Linked DNA regions of Mus musculus: regions 1 and 2 are each linked to region 3. The links are chromatin loops, found by intact Hi-C in ENCODE. Cell type or tissue: heart. All regions are shown on one strand.

Evidence for each region. A loop is a pair of places that touch in the nucleus more often than their neighbours do. Peaks named below come from ENCODE experiments on the same cell type or tissue, not always from the same donor. Only the 100,000 strongest peaks of a DNase experiment are listed, where the experiment ranks them.
Region 1: a loop joins it to region 3, with 4 times the contacts of the local background. A loop is called at or near these places in 9 of 42 quality-filtered maps.
Region 2: a loop joins it to region 3, with 2.4 times the contacts of the local background. A loop is called at or near these places in 5 of 42 quality-filtered maps.

Annotation. Positions count from the first base shown.
Region 1 is chr3:153,802,350-153,810,349 of GRCm38, reverse strand. No RefSeq gene overlaps it. Among named protein-coding and RNA genes, the nearest start is that of 5730460C07Rik, 14 kb to the right of the region's middle. In heart, a CTCF peak has its summit at 3,784 (motif pointing right); a DNase peak (open chromatin) is centred at 3,819; H3K27ac peaks cover 4,957 bases; H3K27me3 peaks cover 583 bases.
Region 2 is chr3:153,659,409-153,667,408 of GRCm38, reverse strand. All of the region lies in intron 1 of St6galnac3 (ST6 (alpha-N-acetyl-neuraminyl-2,3-beta-galactosyl-1,3)-N-acetylgalactosaminide alpha-2,6-sialyltransferase 3), which reads left to right. Among named protein-coding and RNA genes, the nearest start is that of St6galnac3, 62 kb to the left of the region's middle. In heart, no CTCF peak of the experiment used is centred here; no DNase peak of the experiment used is centred here; H3K27ac peaks cover 596 bases; H3K27me3 peaks cover 405 bases.
Region 3 is chr3:153,721,790-153,729,789 of GRCm38, reverse strand. St6galnac3 (ST6 (alpha-N-acetyl-neuraminyl-2,3-beta-galactosyl-1,3)-N-acetylgalactosaminide alpha-2,6-sialyltransferase 3) reads left to right here and starts at 4,657. Exons shown (of 5, transcript NM_011372.2): 1 at 4,657-4,745. The coding sequence starts at 4,728. In heart, a CTCF peak has its summit at 4,792; a DNase peak (open chromatin) is centred at 4,689; H3K4me3 peaks cover 2,717 bases; H3K27ac peaks cover 3,229 bases; H3K27me3 peaks cover 615 bases.

The sequences.
Region 1 (8,000 bases), 81 kb before region 3:
TGACTACTGAACATGTGTCCTCTTCAAAACTCTAGATTTCCTCGACATGGCCACATGCCAAAAAGCATACACAGCCTAAGCTATCATAAAACACTGGAGAACTTTGAAGCTAGCCTTACACTGATACCAAAACCCAACAAATATAAACAAAACAATAACTACACCTTCACATTATAATAAGCACAGATTTCCTCCAAATCCATATATCTTCCTCCAAACGCTAACAAGCCAGATACACAGCACACCAGAAAGACAATTCATCGTGATTGTGTGCTTCTGGCTGCCTTTCCCATATGTCTCGCTGGCCTTTGCTTTCTCTCGGGGCATTTCTCTTCTTTCATGCTTACATAGAGTTTTTAGAGATGAAATTACAGAAAGTAATAAAGAGAGTATCTGTGCCCCAGCCCCCGGTGTTGCCATGGTGAAAGCCACCTGTGTGCGACCCTGAGCTTTTCTTTTCCTGTTAAAGAAGTAACTGGCTTCCTGAACTGTAGAACTGTTATTCTCAGACAAGCTTTCACACAGATGTTAAGGCTGCTACTCTGTTTCTTTCTCTGAGCTTATGCTTGCATGACCTGCGGAGGCTCTGTTTACAAAAGCTGTCACTGGGAGATTGCTAATATTGCACCTTGTACAACCTGCAGGACAAGATGCCGACCATTGGTTGTTGGGCAAAACAAATCTTTGAAATCTTATGAACGGTGTTACACTGTAGCATGTATGTATGCATGTAACTTTTCTTGAGGGAAAATTATTTCAGAATTAGGAAGTGTACAATACGACACTTCACAGATGAGTCCAGATGTTGGTTTCCATGGTGATTCTAACTTCTACCCAGTTGACAATGATGTTTAACCATCACAGGTCTCAATCCTTACCTGGCTCCTGGCATGATAATAATTGCCCTAATTACTAAACGCCTACTTGTTCTGGGCACTGCTCTGGTGACATTATGTGACTCTCACTCTAAGTCTGCTCTGCTGCTATTGTCCTTATTCCAGAAAGGCGAGAGGAGTTGGGGAAAGTCAGTCAGGGATACACGGCCACTAAACGTCAGGCCAAGGCTTCCGGTAATCCCACAGAGCTTTCAGAACCACCAGGTCTTCCCATTTCAAGCGAGGGAATCGAGGAGTAACTTTTCCACTCCTGCCTGTTTCTGTGACTCCCTTCCCTCTCTTCCCAGACATTCGTTTTAGGGCTTCCTATGAGCGTTAGTGTAACCTCATGCCTATGACAACTTCTTTTTTTTTTTTTTTTTTTTTTTTAAAGATTTATTTATTTATTTATTTATTTATTATATGTAAAGTACATTGTAGCTGTCTTCAGACACTCCAGAAGAGGGGGTCAGATCTTGTTACGGATGGTTGTGAGCCACCATGTGGTTGCTGGGATTTGAACTCTGGACCTTTGGAAGAGCAGTCGGGTGCTCTAACCCACTGAGCCATCTCACCAGCCCCCTATGACAACTTCTTTGTACTCACTACACAGCAGCTGAACCTCGACATGTTCACAGTCCTATCCGGCTTCCATGGAGCACCCACAAACACGATCTAATTCACTCTAAAGCTGCTTTGGGAGCCCTCGTTATGTACATCCCTGCACTGAACTCCAACCTTCTCGATGGCGCAGATCGTAGGTGGAGAAATGTTCTTAGTAATCTCAAGAGTCTAAATTGAAAGTTAGACATGAGATAGAGGTGTCACGGCCCGCGCGTTTACCAGATGGAAACAATCAAACTTCCAGATGTGTCTTCAAGAGAGCAGAGGTTTGAGTCAGAGAACAGCTCCTGGAGACAAAGGCCACCACTTTGGGGGAGAGTCTTATTTCCTCGGTGTGTTTTCTTTCCTTGTGTTTGTGATTTGTCTCTGGCTCAAGAAAATTGTGCAGCTGTGGGCCGACTGGCTGGCGTGCTGCAGTACGGAGAGTGTGCACTGCTGTGGTTAGATGAGGTTGTTGGCCTTCAAACAAACTCAGATAGCTAATGTTTCGGGGGACAATGCAGCGGGTGGGCACAACTCTGCAACCCTGACTCTTACTGGGATCAGTTGGGTTTAGACGAGGCCTGGAGATCACACATTCACAAAAGAACCAAGCTTCCTCAGTGGCTCAGAGCAGCTCTGTTCCGAACAGGGGCTGTTCCTCACTCAGAACTGTCTCACCTGCCTGCTTTCTGGTCTTCTGCCTTTGTGTCCTTTGGCTAAGAAGATGACACTTTCTGTGAGCCAAACATCCTAAAATCTGCCTCCAGCTGCCACTTCCAGAGTATCGAGAGAGCATGGGAAGGAGATGCAGCCATCCTGAGTCATAAGTCATGCACATTATCTTAGGGTGTGGCTGGGTGGTACTGTGTGTGTTGTGCGGTGACGTTTGGGGACTGAGGCCACACAGGTACTTCTTCTTTTCTTTCTTTGTAAACAACTGTTAGCCACCAGCCAATTGAGTAGCAACCCAGGGGCAAGTAGAAAAATTTCTACTTCAACTCTGAAACATGTGAGCTTCCTTAGTCAGTGTTCTAGTGCTGCGAAGAGACACCAAGACAACAGCAACTCTTATGAAGGAAAACATTTCATCGGGGCTGGCTTACAGTTTCAGAGTTTCAGTCCATTATCATGATGGCAGGAAGTGTGACAGCCTGCAGGCAGACATGGTGCTGGAGAAGGACCTGAGAAGTCTATATCTTGACCATAGGCAGCAGGAGACTGACCTACTAGGTCTAGCACCTCAGACCTCAAAGCCCGCCTTCCCAGTGGTGCACTTCCTCTAACAAGGCTACACCTCCTAAAAGTGCGACTCTCTATGAGCCAAGTATTCTATGGGGGCCGTTCTTATTCAAACCACCAAACAAGCTGTGTGAGTTCGGGAAACTTACTTAACCTTTCTGAGCTCATTCCTAGTGTGAAGTTAATGTCTCCACAACAACTTAAACTCCTTGGCTTTCATGTGCCCCTCATGAGGTTTGAGTTAAACCATCGATGAAGGGAATAGACAGAATTACCTACCAACGCCTCTGCCATGGATCAACTGCTGATGAATGGTAAGGCAGAAACGATAAGATCACCTGACTTCCGCTCCTGTGCTTTGTACACAGGAACATTGTGTTTTCTACAATGGGCAGGGATGGTATCTCAGTCAGAGAAGTGCTGGCTCTAACAACAGGATGATCCACCCAGTGGCAATGACACACGCCTTTAGCAGCACTAGGGAGGCAGAGGCAGCCTGAGTTTGAGGCCAGCCTGGTCTACAGAGTGAGCTCCAAGACAGCCATGGCTACACAGAGAAACCCTGTCTTGATAATCCCAAACAAACCAAAACGAAAAGGCTATGGTGATATGACAAGCTTATAATCCTGGTGCTGCAGAGGTAGAGACAGACTGATCCCTGAGGCTCACGGGCAAGTCGGGCTAGCCTACTTAGCAAGGGCTAGACCAGTGAGGAGCCTTGTCTTCCTGTCATTAAAAAACAAACAACAAACAAAAAATAAACAAGGTGGGCAGCACTTAAAGAATAACAAAGGTTTTCCCCTGGTTTCCACATGCATGTGCATGTATGTGCACACACACACAGACATCCCCACGTACATAGGTCAGGTATGTTACATCACGGTCACTCATGGCAACCCACCTATCCCGTGTGGGCAAGAAGACACCTCTTCCTGGTTCCAGCCTTTTTGGTCCTGTCTAGTTCACTCCAGTCTGGGCATTTCCTCTGCCAGCATAAATAATACACCTGCATCTCCCTCATAGACTTCCAGCAGGATGCCCGCCTGTTGTGCTTGCTTTGTGTGGACAGCAGGTGGCGCCTGCTGTCAGATATGGAGAGCGAGTTGTCAAGGAAACCTGGCTCCGTGCCAGCTCAGCCTACCAGCATTCCTCCTCCAAGTATGCTAATCCAGACAGAGGGGCTGGGCCCGGGCATACTAACCTTCAGGAGTACTCCTTTCCCTCTTGTTTGTAAAACAAAAACAAAAACAATCCAAAAAACCCTCAAAAACCAACCAAGCAAAATGTGTGTGGGATGTGTGTGAACACACGTGCATGCAAGCACAGCACAACACGTCAGAGAATGCATGTGGGGGTCAGGGCAGGTTTGAGGAGTCAGTTCTCACCTTCTACCTTGTTTGAGGTGGGGTCTTTCTTTGATGCTGTGCACCATACTCCAGCCTACTTGACCTTCAAGTTTCAGGCAACTCGCCGTGTCTCCGTGTCTCCGTGTTTTATCTTGTGGTAGAAGGGCCAAATTACAGACATGCTCCACTGCGCTGTCCATTTTTACCTGAGTTCTGGGAATTGAATTCAGACCTTCAGGTTTGTGGGACAAGCACTTTTACACACCGAGCCACCTTGCCTGCCTAGGAATTTTGTTAAACAAACAAACAAACAAACAAATAAACAAACAGAATATCGATATATAAAAAATATCAGTCCATTTCTGTTTGAAGTAGAAATCTAAGGAGATCCTACGGTTACTCTTCACGTGTTGAAATGACAGAATACCCATGGAAGGAGTTACAGAGACAAAGTGTGGAGTAGAAACTGAAGAAATGACCATTCAGAGACTGCCCCACCTGGGGACCCATCCCATATACAACCACTAAACCCAGACACTATTATGGATGCCAACAAGAGCTTGCTGACAGGAGCCTGATATAGCTGTCTCCTGAGAGGCTCTGCCAGTGCCTGACAAATACAGAGGCGGATGCTCACAGCCATCCATTGGACGGAGCACAGGGTCCCCAATGAAGAAGCCAGAGAAAAGACCCAAGGAGCTGAAGGGGTTTGCAGTCCCATAGAAGGAATAACAATATGAACCAACCAGATCCTCCAGAGTGCCCAGGGACTAAACCACCAACCATGGTGAGACTCATGGCTCCAGCTACGTATGTAGCAGAAGATGTCCTAGTCGGTCATCAATGGGAGGAGAGGCCCTTGGTCCTATGAAGGTTCTATGCCCCAGTATAGGAGAATGCCAGGGCCAGGAATCGGAGTGGGTGAGTTGGTGAGCAAGGGGAGAGGGAAGGGATAGGGGGTTTTTGGAGGGAAAACCAGGATTGAAATGTAAATAAAGAAAATATCCAATAAAAAAGAAAAGTAAACCTCAAAAATCAAATACATTCAAAAATACATAATAAATTAAAATTGTTATTAGAGTTTAAAAAAAAATGAAGAAGAAGGAAATGACTTTCCGAACTAGCTGGGAACCATGTTATCTCTTCCCATTAGCACGCAGCATTCTTTATGTGTGGGTAGACTCCAGCATCATCCAATGGAAGAGGCAGAAGAATAACTCATCCTGGGGAGGACTTTAAAGCTATATTTTGTTTTGACCTCAGATGATACTTAACCAAGTTTGAGTGCTATATTTAAATTCAAATGACTTTTAATGGATTTTAAAAATAAAAACCACACACACTCAAAAGTTCAGAGATGTATTTCAAGCTACAGATATTGCTATGCTGCAACCCTCAAAGAGAATTATTTAGAAATTTCTGAGCTATCTCTAGCAGAGGTGTGGTTACAGAGCCTCCCCGTGTAGCTGGGCAGAAACATCTTCTAGAAACTCCAGCATATACAGGGCTGACATTTTTGTTGAAAAGTTCATTCTGCTATTCTGACCATGCCCCATATACGATTTCTTCCTCACCAGGCCATGGCTTAATAAGCAACTGATTCTCTCCACAGTTGTAAGACAAGTTGTGAACCAAGGGAGGAAGGCTAGAGGGACAACGTGGCTCCTGATAGAGGGGTTTCTGAATATTTTCCATTTGTAATATCTTATTTTCTCAAAATTAATTGTTGTATAATCCAAGACTCACTTCGAAATCTTGATTTATAGCTACTTTCCCTGCAGAAAACAGAATCTGATATCAGACTGCCCAGAGATCTTTGAGTGAGTTAATTTTCTCTAATTTAGACCATGGTTCTGAGATGGAGATTGGGAACATGAGACATGGAGAGACCCAGAGAAAGGCTGGCGGGATAGAGATGCAGGAGTGTCTAGAGTGGGCTGGATATACTTGGGAGTGAGGGATGGGGTTCAAAGCTCAAAAGAGAAAACTGGAGAGTAACTCCACTCTTCTGTTTATCCTATTTATACGTGCATGGACGTAACGATATAGTCAGACTGTGTGTCTGTGGTGTGTGCGCACATGCGTGAAAATAGATATCATACGTATTATCTTTGACTTAATGTAATGACCCAACTGACTTCATTCTTTTAAGTAGTCTATCTTCTGAGTCTCTCTCAAATCTATGTCTGTTGTCAGAGCCAGGGAATGCATGTTCTCCTTCACTGATACCACTCAGTCAGGATCTTTAAAAAAAATTTTTTTTATGGTTTCAATTCCATTATAGTTTTTAAATTTTTATTTATTTCTTATATGTGTGTGGGTGTTTTGTTTGCATGTATGCAGTGCCCACAGAGGCCAGAAAGCACCAGATCCCTTGGGACTGGTATTGCAGATCAATATAAGCCTCCATATGGGTGCTAGAAATCAAAGCTGGGTCTTCTAGAAGTGCTGCCAGTGCTCTTACCACGAAGCCATTGCTCCAACCCCTTTCAGCTAGGATCTTAGAGTCAGTGACTTTGACTTGCTATGAAATCAGTTTATACAGCAATGCTCTTTTTGGTCTCTTACCTCTGTTTTGAGCCATGAAGCCAGAGGCCTCTAACAAGATTTTCCTTGGAGCTATTTCCATGAGGAGCATCAGGATAGTTTTATCAAAAATTAAAACACAATTTTCTCAGGTTATTCAAACAGCATTTGATTTTATGCATCTTTAAGGATGTTTGTCTCAATCCTTTTATAAAGAATCAGTTTTGAATTGGGTCTTTCAGGACAGAAGGTGACGTTGACAGAGGAGTAAGATTCAGGGAAAGGCCAGCTTCTGCATATGGTGGCCTCCCAGCCTGTCTGTGTCCCCACAATGGCAAAGCAAGATGAAGTCTAGTCTTGCCAAGTCCTTGCTGTCTGTTCCACCCACATGGAACACAGCTCTGTGATTTTGCTGCCATAGAAGAGCCCTCAATAAACTGATATTTATTAACAAGGAAAGCCATACACCATTTTTGCAGGTTCCCCAGCTAAGTACACTCATTCTAGAGTACAGAACCTAGACCAGACTCAATCTGCAACAGATCTTAAGTCACATCAGCACCAAAGAAAAATTTCAGTCGGAAAATGATGCTAAGTGGTCTGTGTTTGACTTCCGTTTAGAATCCCCTGTGTCCCCAAAATGCCTGGAACTTCTTATTTATTGAATCTTATTTTGCATGTTTTGAAATATTGGTCCAGAAAATTCAGCTCTGTCTCAATAAACAAAAGATTTCATACACTTTATGCATTTACACATTAAAATATTTTGGGACTGTGGAGGTGGTTCATTGGATAAAATGCTTACTTTGAAAGTATGGTGCCTTGAGGCTAGATCCCTGGTGTCCAGGTAAAAATGAGGCATGACAGTGCGTGTCTTTATCTCCAGTGCTCAGGGTGGGAGGCACCGAGGGCCAGCCAGTCTCCCCAACTCTGAGAGCACCAGCTTCAGTGACAGAGCAGTCTCAACAATGTCAGGTGGAGAATGACGAAGAAGCTTCTCAAAGTTAACCTTTGGCCTCCACATGCGCACACATGTGACCACACACACACATATGTGCACACTCATATATAGAGAGATACACATGCCATGTTGCATTTTAATTATCGCATATAGAGAGAGTTGGGATTCTTTAAGCAAATCCAGGTGACCATCTCATCTATTTTAAACTGGCAAAGCTGCTTGCTTTTCCACGTGGACACCACAACACATTGTGTAGCCGGTGGTGATGCGGTCGGCAGCAGTGCCTGAGGTGGGTGTCGGAAGGATAACAGGACCTGTCCTGTCTAATGCTGTAAGGGAATTATTGTTCTAACAGGTTTTACGCTTTCCAGCTTAGTTAGCTATTCTGAAGTCAGCATACGAAAAGTTCATGGTACACCTGCAAATGATTGTAGGAAATGGAATCCA
Region 2 (8,000 bases), 62 kb after region 3:
CTACATCCTGAAGCTCTTAGGCCCCTGTAACTCCACCTCCTTCTGGCTCTGTAGACACCTCATGTGCACATACCCTCACAGAGACACATACATGTGCATATGATTAAAAACAAGGCATCTTTAAAAAGTAAAGCCAGACAGGCGTCGTGGCTCTGCGGCATCGCTGGATGCTGAGGCTTAGCCTCTCGTGTCTGTTTATTCAGACTTCCATTTACCGCTTAGACTGCCAGTCCAGTGGCCCCTCACCTCTCAGCTGCTGTGAGAAGCTCCTGAGGCAGGGGGATTACTGTCAGGTCTCCAGGGCATGGCTCTGTAAAGGCCTCAAAAAGCAGTCTGTTAAGCCTTCTCTTTTTCTCCCGTGAAGTTTTTAAGCATATACATCTATACATAAGCATAAGCATCTATACATACCATATACATCTATACATACCACCACACAGATGTCGAGTGCACTATGTGCATATGTAATATATACATAAACATATACATCCATAGACCCCCCACATATCCACAGCCCCCGTATATCCATGCATACATATATGTGTGCTCTTACTCATGTAGGCAAACACAGACGAATACGTACATGATCACATTCTGCATGTACTGTTTCTAGGGAAGACTGGCCCACGTAGGGCAGCGCTCTCTTATTTTCAGAGGACCCCTCCCTGGGCTTTCATGGTGCAGGAAGGTGGTGTGAGCCTTTAAAACTGTACGTATTTACTCTTGTAGTTGTGTCTTGGTGACAGAAATTCTTTTTTTTTTTCCATTTTTTATTAGGTATTTAGCTCATTTACATTTCCAATGCTATACCAAAAGTCCCCCATACCCACCCACCCCCACTCCCCTACCCACCCACTCCCCCTTTTTGGCCTTGGCGTTCCCCTGTACTGGGGCATACAAAGTTTGCAAGTCCAATGGGCCTCTCTTTCCAGTGATGGCCGATTAGGCCATCTTTTGATACATATGCAGCTAGAGTTAAGAGCTCCGGGGTACTGGTTAGTTCATAATGTTGTTCCACCTATAGGGTTGCAGATCCCTTTAGCTCCTTGGGTTCTTTCTCTAGCTCCTCCATTGGGAGCCCTGTGATCCATCCATTAGCTGACTGTGAGCATCCACTTCTGTGTTTGCTAGGCCCCGGCATAGTCTCACAAGAGATAGCTACATCTGGGTCCTTTCGATAAAATCTTGCTAGGGTATGCAATGGTGTCAGCGTTTGGATGCTGATTATGGGGTGGATCCCTGGATATGGCAGTCTCTACATGGTCCATCCTTTCATCTCAGCTCCAAACTTTGGTGACAGAAATTCTGTCAGGTCGAGAAGAGATCCTAAAAGAAAATGGTCTAAGAAAATAAATACCTTTGTCACATATGTCCTTGTCTGGTGCCTGGGGTGACCTGGGGTTTGGAGGGTTCTGGTTTGGACACAAGCAAGCGAGCCAGACACCGGCCTTTTCTAAACTCTAGATTCCTCACCTATAAATGATGCTGTCTGCAGCCATGGCTCTCAGACGCTCAGCTCTGTCTGTCCTGATGGCCGAGGAAATCAGAGTCAAGTCAGACGCTCTCATTCAGGCATGAGCCTGACCTGTATCCTCGGTGTCTGGACGAGTACCTGGATGACGGAGCAGACCACAGATCCCTCGCTTCCTCCAGTTTCTAAACGCTCACGTCAGGTGGACCTTATTGCTATCCAGGCCTTTGAACAATATAATTGGCTTAATTTTAGTTTTCTGATTCCAGGAGTGCACGCTTCCCCTGTCTGTCTCTTGTCTTATTGATTTTGATGGCAAGAGATTAATCTGGTGCTCTGAGGAGCTGGGCATCAAGAGCTCTCCAGCAAGGAGCAATTTTGCCCTCTGGCTGCCTGGTGCTCACATATCTCTCATCAGCAATTTGTAGGACTCACCCCCCTGTGCCCCACAAACCCCGATCCCCACCCCTTGGCTTAGAACTGTCTTTGCAGTGCCCCTGAAGGGAGGAGGAGGAAGGCCAGCCTTTCTTTAGCCACATGAAGCCTGCATGGAGCCTGGTAGGATTGGTCTGCTCCTGCTACTTTGTATGCAAGATAGCTCCTGCTTACCACTCACCCCAGTTTTAGCTGTTCGTGTCCGTGGATCCTTGGGCTAGCTTTAGCATATAGATTTCAGATTACATTGGAATTGCCTATGTCTTTCTGTGTTTCTTACTTCACAATTAGACCCTGAAAAACAGAGTTTAGCCTTGTTTCTCATGCACGTGGTAACTTGAATAGCTAGCTATCCACAACATATTTCCTGAAGTAGTCAATGACTTGAGTTAATCAGGATGATGTCATTGACTTTATTAATTAACCCAGTGACTTTATTTAATCCAGATGAGAACATTTGGGGGTACTGATAGCTTGAAAACATGGTTTCCAACTGGACAGTGGGTACTTAACAGTACCGGCTGGCATGTGTCCAAAGCGTGGTGATTAGCTGTCTCCCATGTGTTTCATGGTGCTAGCTACAGCATTATCTAACCATTTCCATGGTGAGGGAAGCTCCAAGGCTGTCCCTTCCCCTGGATTATAGAGGTGTTCTCTGTAACCCATGGAGGAGGTGAGCCCATCTGTGCTATGCTGAGTTGGCAGATGCCTTCACACACTGCCGTGCTAGACTTAGGGTTTAACATAGTCCTTCCGACAGTGCCTTAGGCCCTCTGTGCATCGGGTCCTTACAGAGGGCCTATGCTCTGCTCTTTAGCCATCTGAGCTTGTACAGCATCACCGTCAGAGTAGGGGAGTCAAGACCTGACGAGATGGAATGCACTTTTTACAAAAAGGGAAAAGCATTGCCGATTGAAGCTTGCGTTCTGTACAGGGAGTCGGAATCAGGTTTATGAGCGACAGAAAAGAGAAACAAACAGAAACACTAAAGATTTCTTTCCACTTAAAGCATTCATTAGGTCCTGAAGCCAAGTACAACAATCCCAGGATGAAGGGGAGGGTAAGGAAGCAGGTTCAAGGCCAGCCTGGCCTTTGTCTAAGAAATACGCAAATAGAAGAAAACCAACAAATCTGCAAACAGCAAGAAACAAAACAAAAACTGCCTTGTGGTTTTGCTCATATTTATCTTAAGTACTTTATCTGGGCACCTGCAGTCGCTCTAAAGACTCAGCGGGGTGACATTTTGGGCTAGCCTGAGCTATGTGGCAAGCAGCATCAGCAGATCTTACTGTGGAGGCCTGGGTTCCTGGCCCACAGGGCTCACTTCCTTTCTGTTCCTAGTTTACCTCAGCGTCAGGAGCCGGTGGTTTGGAGCCCAGGGAGTTGAGGAGGAGGGTTAGGTCGGTGAACAGGCGGCCTTTACAGCCCCGACTCCCTCCGCTTGAAAATGCTGGCCTGTAGCCAGTGCAGGGAGAGGGTGAAGGGGGGTTACTTTCTTATCACAAGGAAATTAGATGCCTAAGCTAGTGATAAAGTGATTTCTTTGAAAACAGTTTTTAGGGAAATTGAACTTAGGCTGTTACCTCATGGCAGGCTTTGGGGCACTGGGAAGGAACCTATTTTTGCAGTTAATGGATCTTGGCAGAAAAGGGTTTGAAACGAACTTTAGATTTCTTTAAAAAGTAATTCCCTCACCACCAGCTTGTCTTCTGTCCTGAAAGAGAAGAGAATTTTTATAGCGCTTTTAGAACATGCAATTTCTCTTCAGTTGCTTGGCAGTCCCATTAGCAAACTTATTTTTCAAAGTCCTACTAAGTGATTGCAATGGTATTTGTCTAGCAGGATCCAGTGAAGGCTTTCCACTGAGGTGTGTGTGTGTGTGTGTGTGTGTGTGTGTGTGTGTGTGTGTGTGTAGCACATCTGAAATGGGTGTTCAAAGCACATGAGAAAATAGGCAAGCTCACTACACCTATTTTTTCCTCATATGGTCCCCTCAGGGATATCCCAGTAGAAGACTTGAAACAATCAAAAACCCAAGCATCTATGGACCTGTTCCCTTGGACTACAATAGCAAAAAACTCTGCTCTGTCTTTTGCTCCTATATGGTTCACAAACATATTTCAAACAGTTTAGTACGTTTCTTCTCAGCCCACTCCATGCTGAGTACAAACTTGTGGAAAGAAGAATTACAACCTAATACCAGTGTGGAGATTTTGTCTGAAAGGAAAGTCTTTTCCACCAGCAAGTGGCTTCAGCTACCGAGGGAAGGAGCCTCTCACTGCTGAGGTGCCCACCGAGGAGGCCTGGGTGAGGGGGCCGCTCATTGCCTGGGGGCAGCTTGAGTAATGCTGAGGAGATGCCAGGCTGGCGGGCCTCTCAGCCTGCTTGGTCGCTTCCTGATTGCTGAGTTGGGGTCACGGGTTCTCTGGGCTCACACTTTCAGAGGTGCAATGTTGAGACTCCACCTCCTGTCTGTCTCCCTAGGGCTGCACCTTGGTAGTATTGAATGCGGTACAGAGCATGCGCACATGAGGACCTGAACTCTAGCTCCCGGGCACCTCCTTACCTCAGTCCATTCAGTTACTCAGTGAGTGGCTCTCTTTACAGTGTACTCACTCAGAGCAGCACGCAGCATCTACAGCGCTCTGCAGATGAACCCAGTTTTCAAAGCTCTGAACCCACATTTGTCACCATCTCTGGCAAAATGCACCAAGAGCCTCTGCGGGTGGCAGAGCGGTAGGGGCATCACAGAGAGGGAGGATAAAGACAGGGCTCCCTGGCCTCACTGAGGGAGGAAAGTCAGAGCAGGGTCAGGATGGCTGCTCTGAGGCCAGGGGGAGGCAGAGTGAACTCCGCATCTTCAAGGAGTGGTGACGCCCTTTCCAAACTCATGATTTAGAGCCGGAAACCGGCACTTGGGCGTTTATTCCTTACATCCATAGGCCCGCTTGGAGCTCAGTCAGGGTTAGAAGGCTCAGCTTTATTCTCTATCCATTCAGTCACTCATTCTGAGAATGTGTTTTACAATATCTGGTGTGGGGTTGATACCCCTTCAAGAGCTCATGAGCAGCAGTGAAGCCTCGCAGGTGGAGGCTCCATCCCTGTCCGTTCTGGGAGAGGAATCTGGAGGTGAGCCCAGGGGAGGGCCTGATGCTTGCTGCTGCTTTTAATAAGAAATGCCTCCTATTTTCTCCTGCAAACTAGTCTGTTGGTCTCGGTATCTTTCTTTCTTGAGAATTTAACCTTGGTGGGAATTATGTCCCAGAACCCTGCAGTTTCTGTGAATCTCAGACGCTAGGTAACGAATGGCACTGACTTGTGACTCATGCTGACAGGTTGTGATGTTTGCAGGAGGCAGCTGGCTCCTTTCCTGGCATCCGGAGGCACCGAGGCTCCCTGCCAAGGTGGATGGGCATGGCATTGTTGGATTTCCAGCTCCCACCAGTGCAGAGCTGAGCCTCTCGGGCTTCACGCTGCTGAAAGCTTTCCTGCATTTTCTTTGTGCTTTTTCCTCCACACAAACCACCTCTGAGTCCACCTGGGCTGCAGAGGGGACACAGGTGGCAGCAGGTGGAGTTGGGGGTGGTGCATCTCCAGGGAAGCCAGAGGTCAAACCAAAACTACTTATTGAGCTGATGGGACCAGTCTTCATCTACCAACCATGGGACCCCATGTTAGGCTTTGGAAAGTGGCTCCTTATCTTGCTCCCCCAAATGTGGGGCTCGAGCCAGTAGCATGGCACCTCCAGGTACCTGGGTACAAACATGGGACCCCGGCACACTGTGACAATGCCCTGAGAGAAACGGCCGAGTCTGTGAGCTAGAGAACAAGTTCTGTGGGCATTGTGAAAACCGGCCCAATGCAGAGTTGCACAGATTCCAAGAGACACGAGAGTTTGGACCCTCGTAAGCCATCAACCTCTCCCAGGGTGGATCAGAAAAGGCTTTCCTTTTGGCATTTCTATTAACTTAGTAGAGGCTGTCTCATGTAGCCAAGGCTGGCCTTGAATTGACTCTGTAGCCAAGGATGTCCTTGAACTTCTAATCCTCCTGCCTCATCCACTGTGTGCTGGGATTTCTATCATGTACATCCACACTTGGATTTGAGGTTTTTGCTTTTAGACTGTCTGCTTGAAAAATGATTGACTTGTGAGCCTGCTGCCTGGTTAGGGAGTGGCATTGGAAACCCTGTGTAAGATAAGTTGGTAAATCAGTGAGATGCGGGTTTCTAGATCTTACCTTTTTGTTTGTTTGTTTGTTTGTTTGTTTTAAAGGGATGGACATCCAAAAGCTGTCACGGTGATCTAATAGATGCAGACTGCTAAGCAGCCAGGCAAATAGAAGCCTGAGTGTTGAGGCACAGGGTGCTGTTGTGTGTCTGTGTGCATGGGCACAGGGTATTCGTTGTGAGTTCCCTGAAGGTGGCCCAACTTTTCAGTGAGACGTTCCTGAGTCTTAGAGGATTCCTGGCATCCTGTCCTCTTTGACTTCAATGGCTCCTCCCCTCCCGCCTCCCTCCTCATGTCCTGTGATGTTCACCCCAAACAAATTGGTCATAAAAGAGTGGAATATGCAGGGTCGGGAAGAATCAAATGTGGTTTTGTTTGTTTATCTGCAGGACGATTGAGAAACTTTTAAATGTTTCCAAAGAGGGGTTGTCTCATTCCTAAACTTATTCCCAGTAGAACTCCTCAGGATATAACCACACAGAGCAGGGTTCCGCAAGACATGCATCCCTCCTCCTCCTCTTCCTCCTTTTCCTCCTCTTCCTCCTTTTCCTCCTCCTCCTCCTTTTCCTCCTCCTCTTCTTCCTCCTCCTCCTCTTCTTCCTCTTCTTCCTTCTTTTCCTCCCCCTCCTCATTTCCTCCTCTTCTTCCTCTTCCTCCTCCTCCCCTCTTCCTCCTGTTCTTCCTCTTCCTCCTCCCCTCCTCCTCCTTTTTTCTGTTCTTCCTCCTCCCCCTCCTTCCCTTCCTCTTCCTCTTCCTCTTCCCCTCTTCCCCTTCCCCCTCCTCTCCCTCCTCCTCCTCCTCCTCCAGCCTCTGATCCCCTTTCTGTCCCATACGGGGTCTTATGCATCCGAAGATGAATCACCCCAGCTGGAGCTAACCTGATGGCTCCCTTTTTCTGCCCTGCCTCTCACAGACATTTCTCAGAGAAGCTCCCTTGGCTCAGTGATGTCTGTGAATCAAGTCTGGCATCCTTGAGCTCATACTCAAGACCCTGTTCTTAGAACAACTTGCTACGGTGTTTCCTAGGTCCCAACTCTCAGTGTTAAACTGTAGCCGCTCCTACCACCATGCTCCACTGGCCCAGCCTGCTGTCTTGCCCACTGATCTGGTCCTGCTGTGGGGCACCTAGGATGACCGATGCTTCAGATGTAGGCTGAGTGAGTGAGCTCACCCGCTGCCTCTGCTCAGGCTCAGGCCTTGCTCTGCTCCTGCCCCCTCTTTCGTTCACCCCTCACCCGTCACCATCTCCCTCTGCCCATCAGAGTCCAACTCTCTAAGAAGCCGTTCTCCCTGGAAGCCTCCTCTAATCGCGACCTCCCCGTGGCTGCTGTTTGTACCAACTTTCACAGTAAGTGCATTCTGTGGTGAGGTTTCTTTTCAGCTGAAAGGGATAATGGAAGATTCCTGTTCGCCTCTTCGCTCACCATGGAGCCTGCTCAGAAAACTACAGCAAACAGAACAGACCCAGCATGTTCTTTCAGCCAGCCAGCTTGGCGGGCGTCTCAGGCTGACAGTGGACTGAGTGGACTGTGCTGAGGCCTCTGTTCCACTTCTTCACGAGCCTTGTGGCGGGGCCTCCTATACTCCAGGGGCTGTTGCTGGGATTTTTATTTCTCTGAAGTTTGTTTCCTTTTCTAAGTACAGTTCTTTGGTAACAAAGGTCCATCACATTAGTAATATGCTCTGGGGATGAATTCCGCCCCGTATGTTCGCAAGGTAAGCATCGTCCTGACTGGGCTAGCCCTTCTTGCCCTGCCTGATCTGCATCCTCTCTGTTCTCCACTTGTCACCTGTGGCTACCTAGGCTGTAGCAGGCAGGCTTGTGCAAGTGTCGTCCACATATTATAACTGACCCGGTCATAGGGA
Region 3 (8,000 bases):
GCTTTGCATCTTCATGTGGCTCTCTTGCGCATCTGTGGTGGTTGCCTCAGGTGGCTCGCTTGAGCCTCTGTGTTAGTTGCTTAGTTACTGTGACAAAACCAACCATGAGAAAAAGCAACTTAGGGAAGAGAGGGTTCAATTCTGACTCACAGCTTGAGGGTCCATTGTGTCCATTGTGTGTGGGACACCAAGGCAGCACCCGGCTGCAGGCAACTGGTCACACTGTATCCATAATCAAGCAGAAATGAGCACTGGAAACCAAACCTGCCTTTCCATTTACACCTCTTCTGGAAGCCTATCCTATGGGACAGTCCTGCCCAAACTCACGGCAGCTCTTCCCTCCTAGGTTAAACAACTTTTCTGGACATTCCCTCTAAACCACAGATTCTCAACCTTTCACAGGTGTCCCCAAAGACCACAGGAAACAGATATTGGCATTATGACTCACAACAGTAGCAAACTCACAGTGACGGAGCAGCAACGAAACAATCTTATGGTTGGGGGCCACTAGAACATGAGGAACTGTATTAAAGGGTCATAGTATGAGGAAGGTTGAGAACCACTGCTCCAGACAGACTCAGACGTGCGTATCCATGGTGATTTCAAATCCAGCCAAGTTGACAGTGAAGGTTATTTGTTCTAGTATCTTAGAAGGTATAGACACTAATCCAAGGTTTTCTTACAAGAAAAGTCAAGATATTGTAAACCCAAAGAGGGTGAGTTCCCCACACACTGGCCAGTTGACTGTGAGATGTAAGATGGCTGATCTCTAAGTTCAATGCCCTGTCTCCATGGTGCTGGAGGGTCAAATGAGGTAGAGCATCTGACCACAGGTTTTTTTTTGTTGTTGTTGTTTTATTAATAATTTTGGAAACAGGTGCTCTTGGATAAATTACATAATTTAAGAAGTTGGAGAATCAGATTATACCTATAGACTAGCCTAAGCTTTTCTTGGTGTTTGGCCCAGTTTAAAACAAAAATATCCTAGCTACATTTTTCTTCCTACCCACCTCCTACAAATCTGGCTGTACCTCCAATCCCTGGCAGATTCAGAACCTGTCTTTATTTCTAACCAAAAGCTTTTCTATGTAGTCCTTCCAAAGCAGCAGTTGTTAATCCTAGTTTATAAAATTCTGGTCTAGGTTTATCCTAGCATTTCTTGCTTTTGACTTTAGTAAGTGAACCACTACTCATTGCTATACTTGGTAATAACTTATGAATGCTGATTAAAAACTTAACATTTGGGGGCTAGGGAGATGGCATAGTTAGTCAAATGGTTACTCTGCAAGGACAGGGACCTGTGCTTGGAGCCTCAGAATCCACGTCAAAGGCCAGGCATGATGTTGTTTGTCTGGGAAAATAGAGACAAGGCATTGCTGGAACTTGCTGGCCAGATGGCCTCACTGAGTTGGTGAGAGATCCTGCCTCAAAAAATAAGGTGATTCTCAACCTGTGTTGAGTTGGGATCCCATTTGGGGGTTGCATATCAGATATCCTGCATATCAGATATTTGAAAAATTACAGTTATGAAGTAGTAATAAAATGATCTTATGATGGGGGGGTCGCCACAACATGAACTGTATTAAAAGGTGGCAGTGTTAGGAAATGTTGAGAATCCCTGATGTAAAATGATTGATAAAGACACCTAACATCAACATGTATGCACACATGAGTGTGTACACACATGCACATACACACGGAGAGAGACAAGTACCACTTTGGAAAGCATGGATGTGGGTGGTGGGCTCTTCAGTTGAGAAAGCCATGTCAGGGTAGGTGGGTGAAGAACCTTCATCGAGTCCTTACCATGTGTGTTAACTCTTCAGCAACGACACCCTCCTGAGACCCTCAAGGATGACCAGAGTCTCTCTCTGCTTCAGCTGTGATCTTTCTGTCTTCAGTGCAAATTTCGATTCTTTAAATAGCTTTTTATCATCTAAAAGCGGTCATCTTGCCGGGAATTGAGGTGAATGAACTCATATTTAAGTCTGCTAAGGCAGAGTTAAACACATAGCCTGTTGTACAAAGATTAGACAGAGGTCAAGAGGCTTGGTTAAGTTCACCAAGCAAGGAAGTGCTCATCAGATCACCAGAGTCCACTGGCCCTTCCCAAGTATAGTGCAACTTTCTGGAGAGAGAGAGAGAGAGAGAGAGAGAGAGAGAGAGAGAGAGAGAGAGAGAGAGAGAGAGAGAGAGAGAGAGAAGGAGGAGCAGAGGAGGAGAGGAAAGAGAGAGAAAGAGATGCTTAAACCATCTTTGCTTCCTCCTCTTCCTCCTCCTCTTCCTCCTCTACTTCTTCTTGGAAAGAGACACTTCTATATTTTTGAGATGATAATTGCAAAATTTATCTTTTCTCCTTCCTCCCTCCATACCTTCCTATATACTTCTCCCTGTTCTTCAAATTCATGACCTCTTTTTGAAACCTAATTGTTGTTACATGCATATATGTATATACATATATTCCTAAATATAGCCTATTTAACCCATACAATGGTACCTTGTGTGTATGCTGATGTTTCTTCATTGTTAGCAGCTTGCTCCCTGGTGGGGAAGGCCTCTACTGTGTTATGTGTCTCTTATCTTTTCCTCTTTACTGTGATTTAGGATCTTGTCCTGAGATCACAGATCACAGAAACCAATCTCTTATTGCTGACAGGTCCTATAGAAACTTAAAGATTTTTCCCTTCAGCTAATCAGATTAATAAAAACTGACATGAATGAATGAATGAATGAATGAATGAATGGATGAATGAATGAATGAATGTGGGGTCTAGGAGATAACAAGTGTGCAAAGACACTTGTCCCAAGCCTGACAACCCAAGCTTGGGGACAACCTTCGGGGCCACTTGGTAGAAGTTGTTCACCTGGTGACATGAGTGTCCTGCTGCAAAGAAATAAACAAGTGTGCTGAGTTTTCCTGGCCTGCTGTCCCACTTAAGGTTACTCTTGCTATGATGGAACACCATGCCTGAAAGCAACTTGAGGAGAGGACAGGAACCTGGGGGCAGGGGCTGATGCAGATGCCTTGAAGGGGTGTTGCTTACTAGCTTGCTCCTCATGGCTTGCTAGGTCTGCTTTCTTATAGAACCCAGGACCACCAGCCCGGGGTGGTCCCACCCACAATGGGCTGGCCCTCCACATAAATCACTAAATAAGAACATGCCCTACAGGTTTTCCTACAGCCTACTTCTTCTGGAGTCATTTGCTTTTCAGTTGAGTCTCCCGTCTCTCCAGCGAGTCTAGTTTGTGTCAAGTTGACATGAAACTAGCCAGTACACCTGCTAAGACCATTTATTAAAGCTGCAGTTTGAAGTATGCGATCTTTACCAAACCATACTTATAAAATACATGTGCCTTGAAGGCAGAGGGAGGGGTGGGAGGAAGTGGCAACAGAGAAGAGTTTAGTCACCCTGGAGACAGACAGAGCTTGCCTGGGAACAGGCAGTTTGAATAGGACTCTAGTCTTTTCAGTATCTTCCCTGTGATTTCTCCTGTTGAATGTCCTGAGCAATTCCTGTCTGTTGGTGTGGGAGCCATCTCATGACCCTCGGTCACTCTCAGATCACATGCTTTCCCTGATGCTGTGCAGGCCAGCTAATCTGCGAGGGAGATGACTTTAAGGTAGATGTTTTGGGGAGTAATTTAAAGACTTGTGTGACTTCTAGACAGCAGGAATTTGTGTATCTACAGACCTTTCCTCTCTCTGGGCATAACCTCTTCTTGTAGAAATGATTGTTCTCTTAGCAGGTCTGGTTTGGGACACACAGAGTCCATTAAGGACCCAGAGAGGACCAGGTTCCAGTTTGCCCATGTCACCTCTTGGGTAAATCTGCACTGCTCTTTAACACAGGACAGTTCATGGTGGAGGTCAGGACCTTCCTAGATGTCCAGACTTAAGAGGAAAAGCTAATATGTAACTTGGTTGTTGAAATTTTAACTGAGTTCTCTAAATTCCAAGATAGTAGTAGTGAGTAGCAAAGTCCTGTGCATCATACTCTGTACATAGGTGTACACACATGAACATTATCTTTATACATTGTGTACATAAGCATTTTACGAACTTGCAACAGAATACAACAGTCACAGCTGCATATGTTTATGTGCCCATATGCTACACATGCTGTGCACAATGTCACATTGTGTGAAGATTGTGGCTTCTTTTTTGAAGACCAAGAGTGTTCAATCTTTCAGCATCTCTAGTTGTTTGTGTTTTCAGGTTGACAGACGATCAATCATAACAAGAGACGCACACCACAGAATTCTGCAGTGCCCAAGGGCTAGCCCTGGGCACTTCCAGCTGCTTTCGAAGAATCCTGTGATGGGCCCCATGCCTGCATCGGAATGGTGCCAAACAAAGCTAACTTTTTGGAAAGTGGCACATCTGTGGGTTCTCTGATGGGCGAGTGCAGCTGGAAGGGCCACCTTCTGTCCTCAGGTTAAGCAGATCTGGGTCTGCTGCAAGCCGGGCTTTACATACCTCCATCTGCAGAAGGGTTTGGAAAAAAAGGTGAAGTAGTAGCAGCGGTGGAGTAGCAAGCAGTTGCGGGCTGCACGGAGGGCACGTGACTAGGGGCGGGGCCTCGTGTGGCGCCAGCCAGTGGCGGGGCTCGGGGGTGGGGCCTGAGCGCGCAGCTCCCGCGGCCCGGCTCGCTCTGCGGGAATGTGGGCTGGAGTGGTCCAGCTGCGGGGCCGAGGTGCAGCGAGCCACAGGGTCGATCCATAGCGCCATGGCCTGCATCCTCAAGGTAACAGCTCGGCGGTGGGCCGCATGCGAGCTCCGCCTGCTGGGTGCGCCGAGGCGTGGAGCCCGCCGCGGTCCCGCCGCATCCTCAGCCCGCCCGTCTCTTCCTGGCGTCGGCTTCCTTTTTGTTCCTTTGGCCAAGGCATCTGGGTGGGAGACTATGTAATGTGCGTTGGGCACAGACTCCTTGCCTGCACTGCTGCCGGCTGGCTCCTGTCTGGAAGGAGCTGGGCAGGGAGCGCGCGGCGGCGTGCCGAATGATGGGTATAGCAGGCGGAGCAGAGGGTGCTCCGAGACTTGGGTCAGGGCAGCCCGCGGCCTGTGGGGGGCCATGGGCTGAAAAGGAGTGGCCCAGCATGGGTGAGGGGCACAGCGTTTGAGAGGAGGAGGAGAGGGTGCAGAGAGCCCGCAGCCTTTGCTCCCGGGAACACATAAACTTCTAGGTCTACAGGTAGCCCTGTAGGGATGAGTTTTCTGGGGAACTAGCTCCAGGTGCCGGGACTTAAGTTGGAAAAGTTCATTAGATGGACATAGGTAGAATGTTGGACTTCCTTAGGCTCACATGTGAACAGACAGTATCTACCCAGAGTCCAGCCCTATTTTGCTGAGTTCTTTCAAGCCTTGGTACATTCCATGTTCTTAGTGACTCCTTAGCCACAGGCTTGAAGGCTTTGCGTGGACCTACTTGGTGAGGACCTTTTCTGGGAAGACTTGTTTCCAACTCACCGAGAAAGTTCACTCCCTAGCCTGTTCTGGTTTTTCCTCGCTGTCCTTATTCAGTTGCCCAGTCTGACTCCGTGGATCCAAACTTGAGCAGCATGAAGGTTTCCCATCCCGGAGAGAAAACTAAGGTGTTCGGTTTCCAGCCCCGAGAAGGTGCTGTGTGACCAAGGGCCACACAGAACAGTCTTGTGTGTCGTAGCACTTAATATAGTCTTGGGCTGCTGTTGAAGTTGTACCAGTCATCCTTCCCTCTCATGAAGCGAGGCAGCAGACCCTTATTGTGACTTTCCTGAGCTTGCCGTTTGTTTTGGAACACTTTCCACGCCTTTTCTTTTCTTTTTTTTTCCCCAAGGGTGGCAAAGTTAGGAGGAAATAATCCATTGGTATCACAGAATGCAACTTGAACTCACAGGAACTGGAACTAGGTCACCACATCGTCTCTATTTATTTGTGTCATTTGCTAAAAGGAAATCAAGGCGCCTGCCATGTCCTGTTGTTGGTCATGTCTTCCTCTATTGGTTTTTCCCCTGTCATGCATCTTCTGTCTGTGTGAGTGTGCTTGCTCTGGAGTGGTGCTGCTGATTGGACTTTTACAAATGCCAAGGTCCTGTCTGGTCACAGGGCTATATCCCCAGATCCCTCGAGGCATCTCTAGTGCAGATCCAAGGGCACACATAGATCTCACCTGTCATCCCTCACACAGAGGAGCCCCTCCTTACTTGCCTTCAAACCCTAACCATGAATCAAGATGAATAAAGATTAAGCAAATTCATCAGAATTCTGGCTCCGCCTCCGGTCACCTGTGTGGCCTTGGACAAGTTACACGACTCTGAATACTAAGTTGTTCAACATAAGATCAAAATAGTCACACAAAGTCTGTCAGGTTGCTACGGAGATGGGGCAAGAAGGACTTAGGGATACAGGTGTGTAAAGCCACTGCTTTCCTGATGTTTAGTAATGATGAGTTAGTTACATCATTCTGAACCCCCAGTCTTTCCATAGGATATAACTTTGGCTCCCTCGTAAGCCCTGAAGGGCCACAGTGCTTGTTTGCAACTCCACTTTTAAGGGAAAGAGTCTTGAGTTTCCTAAACTCCAAGTTAAGGACAGAGTGAACCTGGATTCCAGCCCCCCATCTTAAGCTGTCTTCACACTTTAAAACTGTTTTAGGGGTGACTCCGAGAGTCCTTATACTATTCAATCTCTGCCACCTATAAGCAATGGGGTGCATTTAAAAATTTTTTTTCCTTTTACTCTTTTAGTGGTGACTTTGTGCAACATGATGTTGTGGTCTGTAAATGTACTGGGTCACGTTCATGCCCAGATCACTTTCATGGCCGTTCTGGGCTACTGGTAGCCTGCTGCGTGCAGGCTGTACCTACTTGGTCCTAGATGGTCCCTGAGGATCCTGTAGCCTGTGCCATCTTTATAAAGCTACGCGTGGTGGAGTATGGGGCCCACGTTCTGAACAGAAGGTACGCATTCTGCACAAGCTCGGCCTTTGCATTTGATTTTGGCCGCTCTTCTTCCTAAGTGTGAGAAATGTGTATAATTACTATAATTGGTTTTAACAGTGTTGTAGCAAATAGAAAACGATAGACTTCTCATTGTTTTAACGAAATATATATATATATTTTTGCAAAGCCCTGAACCTAGTTAAGTATTGGAAACAGCCTGGCCCTATGATCAAACCTTCAGGGGGCAGATTAGTAGGGGAACAGCATATGTAGTATTTGTATTTTATCTGATATTCATGTCGTCTGTGAATGTACATATATGTATGCCTCCTGTGTATTTATGTATGTGTGCAACTTATATAGATAAATTATACATACACACACATATAACACACATAATTTATGTCTTCCGTGCGTGTTTGTCTGTATTTCTGTGTATGAAATACTCATAGAAGGGGTGTTCTGATTAGTTTTTTGTGAACTTGACACAAGCCAGGGTATCCCATTTGAGCCTCCCTTGAGAAAAAGCCTCCATTCGATTGGCCTTTAGGCAACTCTGTGAGACGTTTTCTCATTTGGTGTTTAATGTGGAAGGGCTTATCCCGTTGTGGATGGTGCTACCTCTGGGCAGATGATCCTAGGTGGTATAGGAAAGCAACCATGGGTAAGCAGGCCATGGATGAGCAAGCCAGAAAGCAGTATTCCCCAGTGACCCATTTAGTTCCTGCCTCCAGGTTCCTGCCTTGAATTCTTGCTCTGACTTCAATGACAGACTAGAAACTATAAAACGAAATCACTCCTTTCCTCCTTTAAGTTGCTTTTGGTCACAGTGTTTTATCACAGCAATAGAAAGAAAACTAAGATAAGGGGTTATTGGGTCTGAAGGTTAATATTCCATTTTACCAAAGAGTGACATATTATGAAAATTCGGTAAGACAGGAAAGGGGTTTGGGCTATATGTTCCGAGTGCCGGGAAATGGCAGGGAAAGCCATGAGGAGCGAGTTTTGTTTGGGTGTGTTTATCTGGGTCTTGTCCCTCTAACGATGAGAATGCTTTCTTCCTGGCACGAGGGAGGCGT